Regions from separate parts of the Homo sapiens genome. Here all the other regions are linked to region 2. Evidence: chromatin contacts called from ENCODE Hi-C or POLR2A ChIA-PET data. All regions are on one chromosome and are shown on one strand. Each heading gives the region's core, a stretch centred on a gene start or an enhancer-like site at or near the end of the contact. The rest is flanking DNA. Distances are from core to core; before and after follow the strand shown. Region 1 has its middle 150 kb from the start of ARHGAP20. Region 2 has its middle 68 kb from the start of POU2AF2. Region 3 has its middle 85 kb from the start of ARHGAP20.

Evidence for each region. Hi-C counts contacts between places; a loop is a spot of excess contacts on that map. ChIA-PET counts read pairs that join two places held with the same protein, here RNA polymerase II (POLR2A). Pooled maps may share reads with other maps.
Region 1: a map with no recorded cell type shows a loop between it and region 2 (13-fold over the local background). The contact joins two enhancer-like sites. A Hi-C loop is called at or near these places in 5 of 37 single-sample maps with no recorded cell type and 4 of 50 pooled maps.
Region 3: a pooled map shows a loop between it and region 2 (5-fold over the local background). The contact joins two enhancer-like sites. A Hi-C loop is called at or near these places in 1 of 37 single-sample maps with no recorded cell type and 3 of 50 pooled maps. POLR2A ChIA-PET finds 5 or more read pairs at or near these places in 1 of 52 experiments (WTC11).

Annotation. Positions count from the first base shown.
Region 1 is chr11:110,857,271-110,859,970 of GRCh38, reverse strand. No RefSeq gene overlaps it. Among named protein-coding and RNA genes, the nearest start is that of ARHGAP20, 150 kb to the right of the region's middle. Within about 2 kb of position 1,375, at least 5 of the 41 ENCODE cell types and tissues checked have a DNase peak (open chromatin) inside an H3K27ac peak, as active enhancers do.
Region 2 is chr11:111,176,201-111,178,900 of GRCh38, reverse strand. No RefSeq gene overlaps it. Among named protein-coding and RNA genes, the nearest start is that of POU2AF2, 68 kb to the left of the region's middle. RefSeq lists an enhancer at 929-998. Within about 2 kb of position 1,285, at least 4 of the 41 ENCODE cell types and tissues checked have a DNase peak (open chromatin) inside an H3K27ac peak, as active enhancers do.
Region 3 is chr11:110,796,259-110,798,958 of GRCh38, reverse strand. No RefSeq gene overlaps it. Among named protein-coding and RNA genes, the nearest start is that of ARHGAP20, 85 kb to the right of the region's middle. Within about 2 kb of position 1,383, at least 2 of the 41 ENCODE cell types and tissues checked have a DNase peak (open chromatin) inside an H3K27ac peak, as active enhancers do.

The DNA.
Region 1 (2,700 bases), core at 126-2,625, 320 kb after region 2:
GTGCTGCACCCATTAACTCGTCATTTACAGCTGTCTTCTTATATAACATCTAGAGAACATTTATCTTAGTGGTACCAAAATGCTTCCATTCATTGTGTGGCCTGATTTTCTAACTGACTCTAAGCCGTTTACTCTCTTAGCCTCTGGGTTTTGTTTTGTTTTGTCTTTAATGAGGGAGGGGGAACAATTAATGAGATAATAATTATCACCATAAATGTCACTTGAGACAATAAGCTGTACTGTTTATGTGTGTCAGGCTCCTTAGAGGAGAGACACCCAAGAAGCTATTCGTTTAAGACCTTCCTCTTGGCAATTCAACAACTTCTTTTATTGGAGGCCATAAATACCCAGGTTGTATGTTTATATTCAACAGAAATCTTCTGGAGACAGTGTTTCCTAAAGCATTGCTCTTTGGCATGTTGTCGCCAGATATGTCAATAGGTATGCCTAGGAAAGGCCTCCATGGTTCAAGAGGTTTAGTGAATGCTGAAATCCATAACTTCTTAGTGATGTAAAATGCGTGTCAGCAATTAGAGGCTCTGAGAAGTCCTGCAAGAAAGAGAACTATTTGACTTTGAATAACCCAGCTGTTTCCAAACTTTTTTTTGAACACTTATTTTGTACCCTGTGGAACAGTGTCCCAGAGAACACAAGCTTATAAAATGCTGCTTAACTTAGTGGCCCCAATCGGTGGATCATAAATCTTGGTGATAAAGCATGGGGTGCGTGTGGTGGGAGAGTGGGGAGAAAGAATGCAGAACTAGAGATCCATGAAGCCATGTGTTTACCAAGCACTGTTTCTAGACTTAGTAAATAATATAGCTCATAAATACATGGGTGACTATTTTTCTAACATATGAAGATGTTATTATAATTTATTAGATATAAATCCATATAAAAGCACAACAAAAATTTTTAGTAGTTGTTTACTTCTTTTTGAGTCATCAGAAACTAAAATTATAACTATCATGTGGAAGATTTGTAAAGTGGTTTGATGTTAAATGGGTTTTTTGTGCTAAAGGAGAAAAAAAAAAGCAGAAATCATCCTCTTAACCCACAGGAGTGAATCTAATAGTTGGAAATTCAGGCATGGTGCCAGCAGATGGGGAAATTCTGAGAACACAAATTCTGGTTCTTCTCAAATCATAACATGCCGTGCCACCGGGTTACCCATGAGTAACCTGGGTGTGTAGGACCCAGTGCTGTGGATGGAGCTCTTCACATCTCCTTGAGGCCAGGGCTCTGTGGGGTGTTAGCACAGCATGCACAGCGAAACTGATGTTTCTGGATCCCAGCTGTATAAATGAGCTACAATGGCCAGATGTGACCGTCCTGACCCTGTTTGTGTGCAGCATGGACATGCAGCCTCCATGACTCCCCAGGGACCTTGCTGGCTCTGGGATTCTATGACAGCAGACTTCGGCAAGTTGCTCATCGAAAAGTCAGCAGAACTCCCATATAAAAGAAAAATTGTACTCACAGATGCCGCTGTCTCCAAAGAGAGGGCAAATGTGGGTCTATCTGATGAAAGCAAACTCAACAATGTCCTTAATCACAAGGATGATCAGCCTGGTCAGCTGAAAGGGTATGGCTAGCACGATCCAACCTCATCATTACTCTGGAATCATTACAACCCTGATGGTGAGATGATCATGGTGATTATCATAGCATGTAGTTATGCTACTAGCATATTATGTGGCTTGGATCATGTTTTCCCTAGTCCAGCTGATAGACAACATTTAATTTTGTTCTTGGTATAAAAAAAACCATCATTGGTCTGCAGCATTTGGTCTTTTGCAAGCACTCTGGATTAACTGAACTTTAAGAAACATTCACATTTAAATCATACCCCCTCACTCTGAGGTTGAGAATGCAAACTGACCAGGAACACAGCCAGATAAAGCGAGACTTGACTTCTGCTCTTCATGCTGGTGTCCACACCCTGCAGAGGTGGCTAAGCCAGCACACTAACTTCATCTGGGGAATGGAGGCCTGTCACAGGGAATCAGGAACTCTTGGACTCTCAGTTTTCTTAATGACTCAGTGATTGTTGACCTGGAGGAAATCCAGCCCAATAGAGCAACATTTTCTCTAATTCCTAATTTTATTCTTAGCTGCAAGTTTTCGACATTTTTACCTGGGACTCTGGCTCAGAATTATTTGATATCTTTCTTTGTCAGGTCATTTCGCCCCTTTATGTTTTTAAATTGCTCATTTTAGTTTAGTTTCAGGTGATTTTTCTATGCTGCATACTCCAAACCATGGTTCCACATTTTCACTTTTGAATCTTGTTTTAGGGTCCCTTGAGAAATATAACTTTAGATGTATGTGGCTAAGAGTGAAAAGATCAAGGAGTAAAAACAGAACTTTGCATGCTTTAGTGGATTTTAACTTCAAAATTCTTTCAGGAGGAGCACGGATGGCTATTCTTTCTTGGTTTTACCTAGTTTCCATTTTACTCATCTACCAAAAAAGATAATTAACATTTATAACTAAATGTCTTTGGCATGGAGCCAACTAACAATAAGATTGTCTACATAATATAAAGCACCCAGATTAGTACAATATAAACTGGAGAAGTTAAAGAAATGAAAGGAAGGAATTAGTCAATGATTCAAAATTCTTGGCTACATCTGTACAGTGCTAGGCATTTGGAAGGAAAGTGAGCATTCCGGTTAGAACTTAAGATATCTTCAAATA
Region 2 (2,700 bases), core at 36-2,535:
AGATGGGTATAACTGCCCTGCTCACTGACTACTCGATAGGAATTCTTGATGCAGACTCTCTGAGAAAGGGCACTTGGGATGAGTAGAGGATGAGAGGGATTAATTCATGGAGAAAATGATTTGGGCGCCTTACGTTAGGTTGTTCTTGCATTGCTATAAAGGAATACCTGAGGCTGGGCAGTTTATAAGAAAAGAGGTTTAATTGGCTCATGGTTCTGCAGGATGTACTGGAAGCATAGCACCAGTATCAGCTCCTGGGGGGGCCTCAGGAAGCTTACAGTCATGACAGAAGGCAAAGGGGCAGCAGACATCTCACATGGCAAGACAGACAGCAAGAGAGGGGGCGGGGAGGGGTCACACACTTTTAAACAGCCAGATCTCCAGAACTCAACTCGCTATCTTGAGGACAGTGCCAAGAGGATGGTGCTAAATCATTCATGAGAAATCTGCCCCATGAGCAAATCACCTCCCGCCAGGTCCCACCTCCAACACTGGGGATCACAATTTAACATGAGATTTAAAGGGGAAAACATCCAAACTGTATCACACCTGTAATACAGCAGTGAACATTTTCCCTTGTATATATTGCTAGAATGCCCCTAAATATTAAAAGCAGATTTGTGGCTGGGCGCGGTGGCTCACACCTGTAATCCCAGCACTTTTGGAGGCTAAGACGGGCTGATCACGAGGTCAGGAGAGTGAGACCATCCTGGCCAACATGGTGAAACCCTATCTCTACTAAAAATACAAAAATTAGCTGGGTGTAGTGGTGCGTGCCTGTAGTCCCAGCTACTCAGGAGGCTGAGGCAGGAAAATTGCTTGAACCCAGGAGGCGGACGTTGCAGTGAGCTGAGATCTTACCACTGCACCCTAGCCTGGGTGACAGAGTGAGACTCCATCTCAAAAAAAAAAAAAAAAAAAAAAAAAGAGCAGGAGCAGGTTTGTGTGAATAGGGTTATACTAACATTAATACTCAAACACTGAGGCACAGAAAGGTTAAAACAATAGTCTAAAGTGACCGTGTTATGTAGTAGAGTCAGGATTAAAGCCTAGCACTCTGGCCCCAGAGCCTGTTATCTTAAGCATCTTGGACCAGGTGTGCAGGCAAGAATAAAAACAGGAAGAAGGGTTTGGTCCAGAGAAGGAGCCTATGAAGCAGGGAGGACTTGTGACCTGCTGTGGTTTGAATATACCCCCCAGATTTCATGTGTTGGAAACTTAATCCCCAACACAACAATGTTGAGAGATGGGAGCTTTAAGAACTGATTAAGTCATTAGCCCTAATTAGCCCTTATGGATGGATTAATGTTATTATTGAGGAAGTGGGCTTGTTATTGCAAGAGTAGATTTGTTATAAAGGGGAATTCAGCCTTCTCTTGCTGTCTCTTGTTTTTTTGCACTCTCTTCCCCTTTTGCTTTCCACCACAGGATGATGCAGCAGGAAGGCCCTCACCAGATTCAGGCCACTCACTCAACCTTGCACTTCCTAGCCTACAGACCTGTCAGAAATAAATTTCTTTTCTTTATAAATTACCACATATGTAATATTTTGTTACAGCAGCACACAATGGACTAAGACACCACCTCTCACTTATAACTTTCATATATACATACATATGTACATGCCCTTGTGTGTGCATGCACACACATACACCCACAGACACAATCTGAGCTTTTAATGATATTAAACACCTTCTCTCAAGTATTCTGGGCATCCCTTAAGGGTTCTTACTTGTGCCTGTGGGTCCAGGTTACTCTTATTTTGTCCTCTGTCATGCCAATTAGTGCCCCTTCTCTGGTTCCAGCTTTCTGCATGGGCCTCTGTCCCCAGTTATGCCCAGATCCCTCCTGATTCATCCAGGCCACCACTGCCATCAGCCCCTCCATGGAATGGGGAAGGAAAATGCTTTTTCTTCTGTGTTGCACTTAATTGGGGCAGGATGAACTGCAGTGGATCACATGGTCATAAGGCATTGCAGGGTTTGGTGGAACAGCTCTTTCCATTGTTACATAGGCTCCTTTCTCTCCAGGATCACACATGCCGCCCAGACAGCTAGATTTAACAAAGGCTTTAAGCATAGGTCACCACCTGAAACTCTCTCTTTGTGACCTGCCAGGACTTGTTGCTGATTTCCTCTGCTTGGTGAATTTTCTTTTCGGTTCCTTTCTTCACTGTGGTTTCCATTGCATCTTTGACTCCTACTCGATCATGAATATCTGAGATGTCCGAACCATAGTACTGGCTATTGTTCAAGCTTTTATTCCAATGAAGCTCCTAGTTTCCATGTAAACTAGTGATCGCAAATTGATACTTGATGTGTGTGTGTGCCAGCATGTGTGTGTGCATGTGTGTGTATGCATATGTGTGTGTGTGTGAGAATGCTATTACTAGTGCCACAAGATGGACCTGTACATGTCAATTCAGGCTTCAGAAATATATAACTTGCCAGATAGTGTCTTGGAGATGATTAGGACCTCTAGTTTCTTTATAGTTGGTGAGCAAATCTTTCATACACACCACAGTCCTTTACTGTCCCAAGATTCTTTAGGTCCAGCATTCTTAACCTGGATTTGTGGACCCCAAGTGGGTCCATAAGTGAATACTAGGGAGTCTGTGAGAAATTGCCTGCAAAATGTTATATGCACATGAACTTGTTAGGGGAGATGATCTATAACCTTAATTAGAGGCACAAAGCATCT
Region 3 (2,700 bases), core at 134-2,633, 380 kb after region 2:
GAGTCCTACGAGGTCCTCAGGTGACCTTGGCATTTCCTCTCCTGGCCACTCCAGTGCCTCTGGATCCCTCCATGCTGTTCATGGGATCACCATTTTTTTTGAGTTCTCATCCTTTTGGTTTTCAGACAGATTTCCACCCTTCTTGACGTCTCAGCAATATCTTTGACCTCTCCCCTCGTTTTATCCACCCTCAGCCAATCAGAGGCAACACCAGAACTCCCAATCTCTGCCCAACCCCCACTCCCAAATTCCTGCAGCAATCACCCTGTACTACTTCCCCTTGTAGGGGTGCCACTGAATCTTTCTTCTCTGTTATATGTAACAACGATGTCTTACTTAATTTTGCTTCCCCACAGCACCTGGCACAGGGCTTCTCACCCAGTTGGCACTGAGGAACATTTGTGGAATATTCATTGAATGAATTTTGGATGCAGTAGAACCATTTTAAAACAGTTTTATGTTCCTAAATTCCTACATGAATATTTTGCATTAAGAGCATAGGTTCTGGCGTCAGGCTGCCTGGATTCTAATCCTTGCTCTGCCACCTCCTACTTGTGTGATCTTATGCAAATCAACCTTGGTTTCCTCCTCTGTAAGATGGAAATGATGACAGCAACTACCTCATAGAGTTGCTGTAAATATTCATGGAGTTAACACATGTAAAGCTAAAAAGTGCTTAGAACAGTACTTGGCACACAAGCCTTTGATACGTGTTAGCTTTTGTTGTCGTTGCTGTTGTTGTTGTTCTTGAAACACAGTCTCTGACACCCAGGCTAGAGTGCAGTGGCACGATCTCGGTTCGCTGCGACCTTCACCTCCGGGTTCAAGCGTTTCTCCTGTCTCAGCCTCCCAAGTAGCTGGGACCACCGGCGTGCACCACCACGCCCAGCTGATTTTTTGTATTTTTAATAGAACAGGGTTTCACCATGTTGGCCAGGCTGGTCTCGAACTCCTGACTTCAAGTGATCCGCCCACCTCAGTCTCCCAAAGTGCTGGGATTACAGGCGTGAGCCACTGCACCCAGCCACTTGTTAGTTTTTATTTAATCTTCTCAACAAGCTTACTTGGTAGATACTATTGTTTCCATTTTCTAGATGAAGAAACTTAAGGTGCTTGGAAGACTAAAGTAATGTGTCCAGCCTCACAGAGCCAGTGCTCCACAACTGAAATTCCCACCAGGATCAACCCACTCAGGCCCAGGGCTACGGACTCCTCACTACATCATTGCACTGCACAAGGCAGTCACTAATGAATGCCCTGTGACTCAACATGACAGAAACAGTGGAGCAGACACCAGATAGGTGCAAACCCGTCAGCCAGAACTGCCCTGTGGTTTTACTCTCTGAGAATGGGGAAGCACAATGAGGGTAATTCCTCAAATCACACAGCCCTTTTGAGTCAGGCCTGGGAATCAATGTGGACTGAGTATTTGCTTCCCATGAGACTTCAGACCTGCCCCACCACCTCTCCGGCACCAGGAACACACTGTGCCTGGTGAGAGGGGATGTGGTTCATAACTGCCCCACTTAGGCCATATAAAGGGCCACATGGAAGCCACAGGGGAAAAATAAAATGAGGTTCTGCAATGCATCCCAAGGTAGCTTAATATTTAATAGTTTTAGAAGCAGAAGACTGGCTAAAACTCCATAGGCACCCAATAAACACCTGGGAGCTTGTCTCCTTAATAGAACTCTCCTGAACCTGACAACTGGCCAAATCATTGCCTTTAAGAGCCATCTCTGTCCCCCACCCCCACTATATTGGCCTCTGGGTTCAAGCGATTCTCCTGTCTCAGCCTCCCGAGTAGCTGGGACCACCTGCGTGCACCACCATGCCCAGCTAACTTTTTGTATTTTTAGTAGAGACAGGGTAGTAAGTAAGCCCTTAATCAAAAGGCCTTTGAAAGCAGAAGAAGCAATTTTCATTCCAGTATGAGATTTTAAGTTCTCCAACTCTTAAGGATTTGAAATGCGAAATTTCTTTATGTTAAGAAATTGTTTTTAAGAACATGTGCCTGGCATATCCCATGTCAGGGGAACATACCAGAGGAACTATAGAAATAATTCCTGATGCCAGTAAAAGCAAAAACAAATAAGCAACAGAACAGATGCTAGAGTGTGCTCAAGTTATTCAGTAGCTTGATGAGGTACTTTTTTCTCATATTGGGTTTTTTTGATTGCTGTTTTGCTTTGTTTTGTTTTGTTTTAAGGTAGTGTCTCGATACATTGCCCAGGTTGGTCTTGAACTCGTGGACCCAAGCGATCTTCCTACTTCAGCCTTCTGAATAGCTGAGACTACGAGTGCACACCACTCACCTGGCTCAGATTAGTTTTTAATCTTCTTGTCTTTTCTTTTCTTTCTGAAACTGGGTCTTGCTCTGTCACCCAGGTGCAGCGGCATGATCTTGGCTCACTGCAATCTCTGCATCCTGGGATCCAGTGATCCTCCCACCTCAGCCTCCAAGGTGTGCGCCACCACGCCCAGCTAATTTTTGTACTTTTTTGTAGAGACAGGGTCTTAACATGTTGCTCATGGCTGGTCTCGAATTTCTGGGCTCAAGGGATCCTCACACCTCAGCCTTCCAAAGTGCTGGGATTACAGGAGTGAGCCACCACGCCCGGCATGTCAGACACTTTAAGGTCATTATTTTTACTGTAATCCCTAATTAATAATTTCCTATTTTTTAAAGGCTTTCATTAA